Linked DNA regions of Homo sapiens: region 1 is linked to region 2. Evidence: chromatin contacts called from ENCODE Hi-C or POLR2A ChIA-PET data. All regions are on one chromosome and are shown on one strand. Each heading gives the region's core, a stretch centred on a gene start or an enhancer-like site at or near the end of the contact. The rest is flanking DNA. Distances are from core to core; before and after follow the strand shown. Region 1 holds the start of TCP1 (t-complex 1). Region 2 overlaps SYNJ2 (synaptojanin 2).

Evidence for each region. Hi-C counts contacts between places; a loop is a spot of excess contacts on that map. ChIA-PET counts read pairs that join two places held with the same protein, here RNA polymerase II (POLR2A). Pooled maps may share reads with other maps.
Region 1: a pooled map shows a loop between it and region 2 (12-fold over the local background). The contact joins the promoter of TCP1 here to the enhancer-like site in region 2. A Hi-C loop is called at or near these places in 2 of 50 pooled maps. POLR2A ChIA-PET finds 5 or more read pairs at or near these places in 2 of 52 experiments (AG04450 and OCI-LY7).

Annotation. Positions count from the first base shown.
Region 1 is chr6:159,788,265-159,793,765 of GRCh38, reverse strand. It overlaps TCP1 (t-complex 1), which reads left to right and starts at 4,164. Exons shown (of 12, transcript NM_030752.3): 1 at 4,164-4,361. The coding sequence starts at 4,298. MRPL18 (mitochondrial ribosomal protein L18) reads right to left here and starts at 3,299. Exons shown (of 4, transcript NM_014161.5): 1 at 3,127-3,299; 2 at 2,640-2,826. The coding sequence starts at 3,178. RefSeq lists enhancers at 3,112-3,171, 3,202-3,381, 3,638-4,301, 4,302-4,966.
Region 2 is chr6:158,022,421-158,028,357 of GRCh38, reverse strand. All of the region lies in intron 2 of SYNJ2 (synaptojanin 2), which reads right to left. Among named protein-coding and RNA genes, the nearest start is that of SYNJ2-IT1, 24 kb to the right of the region's middle. RefSeq lists enhancers at 1,327-1,396, 914-1,601, 1,602-2,289. Within about 2 kb of position 2,162, at least 36 of the 41 ENCODE cell types and tissues checked have a DNase peak (open chromatin) inside an H3K27ac peak, as active enhancers do.

The sequences.
Region 1 (5,501 bases), core at 2,915-5,414, 1.8 Mb before region 2:
TAATTTTTTTGTGTATTTTTAGTAGAGACGGGGTTTCACCGTGTTAGCCAGGATGGTCTTGATCTCCTGACCTCGTGATCCGCCCGCCTCGACCTCCCAAAGTGCTGGGATTACAAACGTGAGCCACCGCGCCCGGCCAAAAATCACAATCTGTTAAACCAGGAGTCAACAATCTTTTTCCACAAAGTGCCAGATAGTAAATATTTTAGGCTTTCTAGGTCCAATAGCTTCTGTTGAAACTGTTCGACTCAGCCATTGTAGTGCTAGAACAGCCAGGTGATGCGTAAACAAATGAGAGTAGGTACAGCTAGGTTCTAAGAACCTGGGCAACGAAATTTGATTTTCATTTAATTTTCCCAAGCCACAAAATATTCTTTTGATTTTTTTTTTAACTTAAAAAAAGTAAAAACAAGTTTTTAGCTCACAATCTACCTTTGGCCCACGGGCCGTAGTTTGCTGACACTTGAACCATTTGTTCAATGAAGGGCCCGATTCATTATGTCAAAGGTCATTTCCTACTATAATATTCTGAAATTCTCTACTTTTAATATTGCGAGTAAGGCAGACAGAGAAAAAATGAGGAAATACATCTTTAGTTATTTTTAATGATCCAAATATTAAATCAAAGTAATGCGTTGGGGCCGAGTGCAGTGGCTCACGTCTGTAATCCCAGCACCTTGGGAGGCTGAATCAGGCAGATCTCTCGAGCTCAAGAGCTCGAGACCAGCCTGGGCAGCAGCAAAACCCCATCTCTACAAAAAATACCAGAAAAAAAAAAAAAGAAAAAGAAAAAAATTAGCCGGCCATGGTAGTGTGTGCCTGCAGTCCCAGATGCTCAGGAAGCTGAGATGGGAGAATCGTTTGAGCCTGGGAGGCAGAGGTTGCAGCCAGCTGATACTGTACCACTGCACTCCAGCCTGGGTGATAGAGCCAGAGCTTGTCTCAAACAAAACAAAACAAATTAGCTGGGAGTAATGGCATGCGCCTCTAGTCCCAGCCACTCAGGAGGCTGAGGTGGGAAGATTGCTGGAGCCCAGGGAAGTCAAGGATGCAGTAAGCAGATATCATACCACTGCATTCTAGCCTGGGCAACAGACCCAGACCCTGTCTCAAAAACAAAGAAAAAAGAAAGTAATAGGTTGGGTGTTTCAAAAGATTTTTAGCCTTAAGATCCAGATTATTTAAAAAGTGAACTGCCTACTCCCTTTCTTGGACTCCCTCCTCTATGAGTAAAAATGTATTACAGCAACTGTAACACATCATTATCCCCATTCCACTTTCCACTATGAAACTTAAGACTTTTGATGACAGGGATAACATCTACTTTATCTTTGTAACTCCTGCCTCTAACGCAATGCCTAGCAAGTGATACAGGTATGATGCTTGTTCAATAAATAAATAATACATCACACAGTAATGATTTCCAATTTACTCTTACAACTTTACATAGTACTTAAGAAGTCCTTAAGAAATTCTAAAAAATCCTCACCAAGCAGATAAGCAGCAGATAAACCTGATAAACACTTACATGCTGTAGTATAGTGGTAATAACCTAGCGTCCTGGCTCTGAGGTCAGTTAAAACATATGTAAATCTTAGCTCTGGCACTTACTAATCATGTCTCCCTAAACCTCAATTTCTTTGATCCTGTAAAATGGGGGAAATTATAACTGCTTCATGATGTAATTTTAAGGATTAAATGAGAAAAAACATATAAAGCAAGTAGCATAATTCCTGGCAAATGTAAGTGTTCATTAAACAACCACCTTTATAACAAAGTATCTCAAGTCATACTAGACTCCTAACTGGTCTTTCTTCAAGTCCTGCTCCCTCAAAAATTTAATCTTCCAAAAAGCAGCTAAAATGATTTTTTTTTTTTTGAGACAGAATTTTGCTCTGTCGCCCAGGCGCTCAGCTCACTGCAACCTCCGCCTCCTGGGTTCAAGTGATTCTCGTGCCTCAGCCACTGGAGTAGCTGGGATTACAGGCGTGCACCACCACGCCCCTCTAATTTTTATATTTTTAGTAGAGACGGGGTTTCACCATGTTGGCCAGGTTGGTCTCAAACTCCTGACCTCAGATGATCCGGCTTCTTCGGCTGGCTCCCTAAAGTGCTGGGATTACAGGCATGAGACAATGCGCCCAGCCAGAATGATCTTGAAAAACCAATTCGGGCTCAAGCTTTAAATCCTCTCGTAGTTTCCCACTATAATGAAAAGAAAGTCTAAAGTGCTCATCTTGACTTACAAAGCTAATCATCTGTCGCCTCCTTACCCCTCCATGTTCATCTTGGGCCATTCATCCTCTGCCCATTGAGCTTCAGATCCACAAGCCCTTCAGTTCCTCACCCCAGCAGTTTCCTTTGCTAGGACTGCTCTTTCTGGCAGATGACTAGGCTTCTTCCTCTTTCAGATCTCACCTTCTTAAATGTCACCTCAGACAGGCAGGTATCCTGTCCGCTACTGTAACATCCTCTTTAAATAGCCCCCATCACACCTATTTGTTGTTTGTTCCAGCCCCTCCGCGAACCCTGCCTCTACCCGCCGCATGGCAGCTACCTGGGAGAGTGCCTGGAGTTGAATGAATGAAAATAGTCTGTAGGGTGCACTGCCCTTGTCAATCACAAGCAGATTTAATTACCTGTGCCAGAACTCACGGGAGGGAAACACCGTCCGCCAGCCCCGCTCTTTCCTGGCTACAGATAAAAGCTCCAGGTTCCGGGGGTTCCGGTTGGTGAATTCTGGGGCGACAGCTTCATTTTCCACAGGGTCCACTTCAGGTTTCGCTGCCGGCTCGGAGCTGGTTGACAGGGCTGCGAACCTGCACCCTGGGCAACGGGAAAAACCGCACAGGGCTTAAAAATGACGGATATGGACAGCGCACGAACCCGCTCTAACGTCTATCCGCTTTTACACCCCCAATCTTTAGGCCCGAGGGGACGAAAAATACGTATGCCCACAGGGTGGAGTCAGCACTGACCCCGTCCTTAACTTCCTACTGTGGTCTTCGCAGTGCCGCGAGCTCTATTTCGATCCGGCACGTCGAATACAAAATAGAACCCGCACGTTCCAATGTACTGTGCAAGCCCAGGCGAGTGAGCTGGGAGAAGGGGGGCAAGACTAATTACCAGGGTTCCTGCAAACCGAGAACAACCCCCAAAACCGCGACCGAAGCGCCATCGCTGAGACGATCTCGGAAAAGCCTCGCCTCTTTTTCCTCACGGACGACTCAGTCGCTCGCCAGGAGCAGCCATATAAAGTCAGGGACAAGCCTTTGGCTGCTGTAGATCCCCAAACTCTCCACGCCAGACGCCACCGACCCGGAAGTAGCAAGTCCCCTGCCACTGAGTGGCCGAGAAGGCGATCTGTTATCCTTCATCGCCAATCATCGCTCACGTCGAGGGGCACGCAGGCCCTGGAGCCCACCAACCACCTCGTAGCTACGCCCAAGACCACGCTTGTTGCTTAAGTCCGGGGTCAAAGGCACACACCCCACAAAACCATGTTTGGGTTTTCTACTCGGAGAGCTTGGGCGGTCATCGACTGGTCCACACACACCCCACCTGGGCACCGCGTAGGAATAAGGCAGGGCAAGATGCAGTTTTCTCCTTAAAAAGGGTGGTTGTCTTCCTCGAACCAAAAATTTTCCCGTATGGCCCGCTGGAAAAACTGCCCCGTCCCACCCAGGTTCGCGCCCTTAAACTTACACTCCTGAGGCCTGGAGCAAAGCCGGCCGATCTGCCTCACGCTCCCCGAGCAGGGACAAGGAAAAGACACTAAACCTAAAACGCACGACTCGCTCAGAACCCCAACTCTAACTTGGAGAAGGGCCCGCCCCTCCAGTTACACCCCAGCTCCAAGCTCCACCCTTCTTACAACCTTTTCTAGAAGGCACTAGAATGGCCCACTGCGTCTGCGCAACATCGTTTGAGGCGAAGGTTCAACCTCTTCCCAGCGGTCCAACATCCGACTTCCGTTCTCCGCTTTCGCGCCCTTCCCATCGGCTATCTAATTGGACAAAAATGCCGACCCCGCCCCTTCCCCGGAGCCTCACTTCCGTCACAGTCCTGTTTCTCTCCCTGTTGTCCCTGCCTCTTTTTCCTTCCCGCCGTGCCCCGCGGCCGGGCCGGGGCAGCCGGGAAGCGGGTGGGGTGGTGTGTTACCCAGTAGCTCCTGGGACATCGCTCGGGTACGCTCCACGCCGTCGCAGCCACTGCTGTGGTCGCCGGTCGGCCGAGGGGCCGCGATACTGGTTGCCCGCGGTGTAAGCAGAATTCGACGTGTATCGCTGCCGTCAAGATGGAGGGGCCTTTGTCCGTGTTCGGTGACCGCAGCACTGGGGAAACGATCCGCTCCCAAAACGGTAAGGGCGGGCCGGGCCTGGGTCGGGTTTGCGGCCGGGGAGGGCCGAGTCCCACCGCGACCGGACCCCGGCTGCCCTCGTTTCTCTCCTTTACCTCCGCAGAAAGGGCCTCGGGGCCCCGCAGCCGGACCCAGCCCACCCGCCGTTCTCTGGGGCAGGGCGCTGTGGCCCCACTTTTCCCACAGCGAGGAGGAGCCCCGCCGCGCGCGGCAGGGTTTTGAGACCGGCAACGCGTGGATGTGGTGTCCGGGGCGGCGTTGGAAACGCGCCCTCCGCGGGAAAGCGGGCCTCCCGGGCTCGCACGTGCGGGCCACGCCTCGCACCCCCTTTTGTTTCAGGGCGACCCCCTGAGTGTCCATGTTAAACGCCAGGTTTTATTTTAGGACCATTTACCAGAAAAAGAGTAGGTCCATCCGCGCGCCCTCGGATGAGCCCGGTGCCCTGTCCGCCCGCAGCTGCAGTCGAGGTCGGGCGTCCGGCGTCCAGCCGTATCCGGGTTGACAGCTTCTTACAGTAGAGTTAGCCCAGGAAACGCCACTCGAGTGCATTGACCCCAGGAGACGGCAGCGCTAACTTAGCAGAGCGTTTGCTGTCAGGCCTTTGGATACCTACAGAGCTTACTGTTTCTTGATAGATTCCTAATTTTTTTCGTAAACAAATCTGAAAGTCACCACCTTCCCCGTTGACTACCGATTTCTCTCCTCACAGATAAAGAGAGTTTTAATGAGCAAAAAACTTGCAGAATCTGAAGGAAAAGGCTGGTATAGCTGTACGAAGTGGCAGAGCATGAAATTGGTGGTTATTACTTTTTTTTTTTTTCCCCGCCATCAGATTCCACCCCGCATCAAAGCTGTGCCAAATAGGCTCGCTTTGTTTAGGGACAGGGTCCCACCTGTCGCCCAGACGAGAGTGCCATCATAGCTCACTGCATTCTCCAAGCACAGGTCCGCGCCGCCGCATCCGGCTTTGTTTTTATTTTTTGTAGAAATGGGTTTCGCTATGTTGCCCAAAGGGGTCTCAAACTCCTGGCATCAAGCGATCCTCCTGCCTCGGCCTCGCAGTGTTGGGATTACACCTGTGAGCCACAGTGTCTGGCCCCATTTACACTCTTAGTAGGTGGTTTTTAAATAATTAACACAG
Region 2 (5,937 bases), core at 913-3,412:
TCACCTTCCCCAGTGCCTCCTCAGCCACTGCCTTGACTCAGGACCCCTGGCCTGGGGTCTGTCTTCCCCCACTCCATCACAGGAGTGGCCTTCCCAAAGTCATTGGATCACAGCCGCTCCGCCCTTCCTTCTTGCACAGCTCCCACTCCCTGCAGGACTACGACAGAAGCTCCCAAATCCCTCCCCGCTGCAGCCCATCCCTGCCCCACACGTGGGCAGACACCCCAGCCGGCTGCTCTCCTGAGCTGGCTGTCCTCCAGCTGGTCCAATGTGCCATAAGCATGACCTCGCACCCTGGGCTCTTGCCCAAGATGCTCCCCCTGCCTGGGACGTCCCACCGCCATCTGCCCAACAAGACCTCCATGACCCCTTCTCCACGCACCTCCCGCCTGTCTCTACCCTAACAATACTTCAGGCTTCGGGCCCAGCATTCCATCCTCTGGAAGAACACGAGCGTCCCCACATGCTCCGTAGGGACCATCCTGCCTCTGCCCTCCCCACTTCACCAGAAGAACTCCTCCTCATCCTTCTGGGCCAACTTGGCAGCAACTCCTCCGGGAAGCCTTCCTTGCTCTCCCAAGACACGGACAGGCACCCCTCGTACGTGCCAATAGCATTCCCATCAGCAGTTGTCACACACACAAAGCTCATGACCTCCCTCCCCACCTGTGCCCCCAGGGGAGGGGCTTCCTTGGGGGCAGGGCCATTTCGTCGTCATCTCCCAGCACCACACACACTCGGTTTGCTGAATGCTTCCTAAATAAATTCCTGCCAAATGCTACCAAGACGACCTCGGACCCTGCAGCCAGGCGAATGAGGCAGCCCTCTCTGGGGCACCACCTCGCTGTCGCTGACAGCTGGTTTTCTGTTCCCTATCCCCCGCTGCTCACAAGGGCACTTCACAACACGCTGCGTATCGGGGGTGCCTGGTGGCGCCGTGCCTCACTCTCGGGACGGGGCCCAAGAGATCATCGGGTAGAAACCGGCCTTTGGGGTCTGGCAGGGCTCTAGTCCCAAGGACACTCTTCCCACCCCGCTGAGGTCTGAAGGATCCGCCCAGCGAGATCTTCTGTGAATGATCAAGGGCCGCTGTCTACAGCCATGGTCTGGAGATGGTTCTGATCTCTCCACACTCCAGGAAGAGACCCCCAAAACAACCAGTTCCACCACCCTCTCACCCCAATTTCCTCACCACACTTCATAGGGAGAAGAGCGCTGCTTGTGGCAGGGTGGCGTGTGGCTGTCATTAAAGTGCGTTCCTTTAATGAGCGCTCAGGGCTCCCAGGGGCCTGCTGCTATGCCATGGGGTGGGGCTGCCAGCAGGGCAGGGGGTTGATCCCATCACATCTCCCCAGACACATCCTCAGGAAACCACCTCAAAACCACCTAAGAACAAAGGAAGTTATCACACTGGGGACAGGGACAGGGGTCAGAGTTCAGCTTCTCAAGTAGGATAGGTGGGGTTCCGGGGTTGGCAGCTTGTGATCAGAGCCTTGGCCACAGAGCGCTCCCGGCACCCACCTGCCTCTTCTGACACAGTGCAGGGAAAAGCACAGTTCAGCAGAAGTGCCCTCGGAGAGGCAGGAGGATGGCCCCTGTGGCTGCCAGAGCTATGGAAAATTTTGCATGACATCACTCCGTGAGAGTCATGAGCTGATTTCTAGCACCACTTCCTCAACAGCCTCCGTGTGGGGGGCCTGAGTGCCTGGCAACAGTCCCAGGTGCATTTCCTGGGCAGGACCACGGCCTGGGGGAGGCTGGGGAGAGGAGCACTGTAGCAGCCAGGAGAGGCTCTTAACATTGCCACAGAGCACTGGGGCTCCTGGGTCCAGGGAGGAGGGGGTCGGGAGTGGTACAGGGGAGTGAGGAGAGCCGGTATCTGGTGAGCGCAGTGGAGGCAGGGGAGCTGTACAGGCGCGGACTCCATCCTCCCGCCCACCGCAAGGGGCGCCCTTACCAGCCCCATCTCACAGGGAGGGAAACAGACGCACAGAGAGGTTAAGCAGCCTGCCCAAGGTGACAGAGCGGGGAGCTGGGATCCAAATCCACTTTCTAGCTACAGTGCCTGGGCAAGTTTCTCAAGCCAAGTCTGGCCCCAGAGCTGGTGCTCCTAATTACACCTCCTTGCAGATGACGTCGCCAGCCTGCTTACCCATGCTGCTGTCTCAGGGCTACCACTGCCATTTCACACACGCATGACTGTCCCCCAGGGAAGCTGAATCACCCGCCCAAGCACACAGCTAGTCTGTGTTGGAGCCAAAATGTAGGTTTCACTTTAAGCCCATGCTCCATCTAGCCCCAAAGTCCGGCAGTTTCCAATCGGATTAGTTTGCTGTACCCTGTATGTATGTATGTATGTACGTATGTATGTATGTATGCATGTATTATTTATTTATTTATTTTTTGAGACAGAGTTTTACTCTTGTTGCCCAAGCTGGAGTGCAATGGTGTGATCTCGGCTCACCGCAACCTCTGCCTCCCAGGTTCTAGTGATTCTCCTGCCTCACCCTCTGGAGTAACTGAGATTACAAGCATGCGTCACCACGCCCAGCTAATTTTATATTTTTAGTAGAGATGGGATTTCTCCATGTAGGTCAGGCTGGTCTCAAACTCCCGACCTCAGGTGATCTGCCTGCTTCGGCCTCCCAAAGTGCTGGGATTACAGGCGTGAGCCACCACGCCCGGCTATTTTTTTTTGAGATGGAGTTTCACTCTTGTTGCCCAGGCTGGAGTGGAGTGGTGCAATCTCAGCTCACTGCTACCTCCGCCTCCTGGGTTCAAGTAATTCTCTTGCCTCAGCCTCCCGAGTTGCTGGGATTATACCGGCTAATTTTTTGTATTTTTGGTAGAGATGGGGTGTTACCATGTTGGCCAGGCTGGTCTCGAACTCCTGACCTCAGGTGATTCACCTGCCTCAGCCTCCCAAAGTGCTGGGATTACAGGTGTGAACCACTGCACCTGGCCTGCTGTACCCTTTAAAAGAGTGTGGTCAACCAGTGTACCTGCTATTGACTGAATGTGTGCACCCCCAAGTTAATATGCTGAAGTACGAACACCCAAGGTGATGGTTTGAGGTGGTGGGGGTATTTGGGAGGTGACTGGGTTATGGCAGTGGAGCCCTCATGAATGGGGTTTGTGCCCAGAGATCTCCTGCACCTCTCCCACCATGTCAGATGCAGAGAAAAGGCAGCATCTATGGAGCAAGAAGCAGGTCCTCACAGCCGGCCAATCTGCGGGCCGCTGGTCTCGGACTTCCAGCCTCCAGAACTGCGCGAAATAAATGTCTGTTGCTGATAAGCCACCCCGTCTACTACGGAACTTTGTCACAGCAACACACTGGACTCAGACAGCGTTCCCTGCCCATTTTAAAACTGCCATTGAAGGTTTTCATCGGTAGTTGAAATGCCTGTAAATAATATATTGTGCAGTGTATTCTAAATATTGACACGTAAAACTAAAACTCTGGGAGCCTCTTGTCAGTATCCCATGGAATCTACACAGTAACGTGATACTCATTGCCATCTATTATTTACAGGATTGCAGGAGCATGCTCTTTCTTACCACATGGAACTTTCACTCATATTTCCAGTCCCCCCTCTTCAGAATTCCATCCTAATGTAGCATATCTGGTGCTTCTACGTCCTGTTCTGATCACCCCATCAGCCCCTGCAGCCGTGTGTTCCTCAACTCCAAGTGTTTAAAAAGAGAGCGTTCTGGTTTATCGTTCCAGTGATACCTAACTGGTCAAACAATGTAAACAATACAATGTAAATAAAACACTGCCAAATAATTTTTTTTGGCTGTCCTCTTTAAGAGTGTGGTCAACCAGTGTACCTGCTATTGGCTGAATGTGTGCACCCCCAAATTAATATGCTGAAGTATGAACACCCAAGGCGATGGTTTTAGGAGGTGGGGTCTCTGGGAGGTGACAGTCTTGCTCTGTCGCCCAGGCTAGAGTGCAGTGGCGCAATCTGGGCTCACTGCAACCTCTGTCTCCCGGGTTCAACTTTCGCCTTTCAGGTTTACTGCCTCAGCCTCTTGAGTAGCCGGGATTACAGGCATGAGCCCCCATGCCCAGCTAATTTTTGTATTTTTAGTAGAGATGGGGTTTCACCATGTTGACTGGGCTGGTCTAGAACTCCTGACCTCTAGTGGTCCGCCCACCTTGGCCTCCCAAAGTGCTGGGATTACAGGCATGAGCCACCGTGCCTGGCCGACAAATAATCATTTGATACAAAAAGTCATAATGTGTTGGAAAGGCATCTCTTAATGAGATGAATAAATATTTATTGAAGGAATGAAAGTAGGTTCTGCACCAATTCTAATTCTAGTTTTCATTTTTGTAGACGCAAACACTAAAAGATCCTGTTCACATTAATAAATAGATGGGAATGGAAAGGGCTTCATTGTAGAAATGTCACTCGATTCTTCAAAGTCCTTCTGAGTTAGCGCTAAGAAATGACAATAACCTGCTGATAAAATGGTTACTAATGTGTCAGCTGATACCCCAATTAAATTCTCCTTCCGTTATGGGGGAAGCAAACAATTGGACATCACCTGACTTGCAAACAGATTGCTACCTAGTCCTGACCTTATTGCAATGCTGTTGACAAGCTTTTGAACTGTCCCTTTGTCTGGAATCCTAGGGGGAGTTACTTCCTGGAGCACGGCACACGGTGAGCTTCCAGAAGAGAGAAGGGCCTACCCTCTACCCTAACATGGAAGCAGGGAGACCTCAGAGGGGAATAAGAACCCTGTCCTCCATCACAGGTGCTCCATGATAGAAAAAAGCCAAGGACCTGGACACTTTTCCTTAGAACTGCCCCTGCCTGTGTGTCCCAGACAGTTGGTGGGACGGGTGTAACCACAGAGGCCTCTGTGGAAGAGCCTTACCCAAACCTCAGGACCGCTGTGTGGAGCGCTGCCTCTCCGGGAAGGCCCCGCCCTGCCTACCTGACCCAGCACTGATGGCTTCCTCCTCCTTCAATCCCAGCCTCACTGTGTCCTGCCTAATCTCATTGACAGCCTGACTGCCTGACTGTGTTCTCTGTATACCATGGGTTTTTTGTTTGTTTGCTTTTTTTTTTTTTTTTAAATTTAGAGACAGGTTCTTGCACTGTCACCCAGGCTGGAGTGCAGTGACTTGATCTCAGTACACTGCAACTTCCCCTTTCTGGGTTCCAGCGATCCTCCCATGTCAGCCTCCCAAGTAGCTGGGACTACAGGCGTGCACCACCGCTCCTGGCATGGTGCTGTAGATACCATCACTATGTAGAGACATAGTCTTGCTACATAGCCCAGGCTGGTCTTGAACTTCTAGGCTCAAGTGATCCTCCTGCCTCGGCCCCCTGAGGTGCTAGGATTACAGGTATGAGCCACCATGCCTGGCCTGTACTATGGGTTTTAAGGAAAGTGTCCTGGCTTGAGCCTAGCACCAGGCTGTGGGGGGTCGCTGACTCCCGGGCCACCGTCAGTGTGGTACAAGCCACTGGTCCCCACCTGCCCCAGGTGTGTGAGGCCCCTCCCGATGCTCACCTAGAGCACAGGATTTGCTTTTGTGAGGCAGGATCAATTCTCTGACAGCCAAGAAGCTAACTAGGCTTGCGGGGTTCTTGGCAGTCCTCAGCTGAGGGAGAGACCAGGGCCCTGAAACCATCAAGGATCTCATAGCAAGTGGAAAAACAAAACTCAGAAGAGTGGGGCTCCAGGCTCTGCACACCTCCAGTGGCCTGTGTGGCCTCAGGCAAGGCTCTTACCCTCTCTGGGCCTCCCAGGAGGATGCGCCAATAGTCTCAATGTCCCCTCCAGGTAAAGGGCTTTGGTTCCAGGGCTCTGGCCAAAGCAAAGCCATGCATGGGTCAGAGGGAGCTGCCAGAGTGAGGTGGAGGGAGGCAAGAGCCAGTGGCAGGTCCTAGGCAATTTGTTATCAGGCCAGGA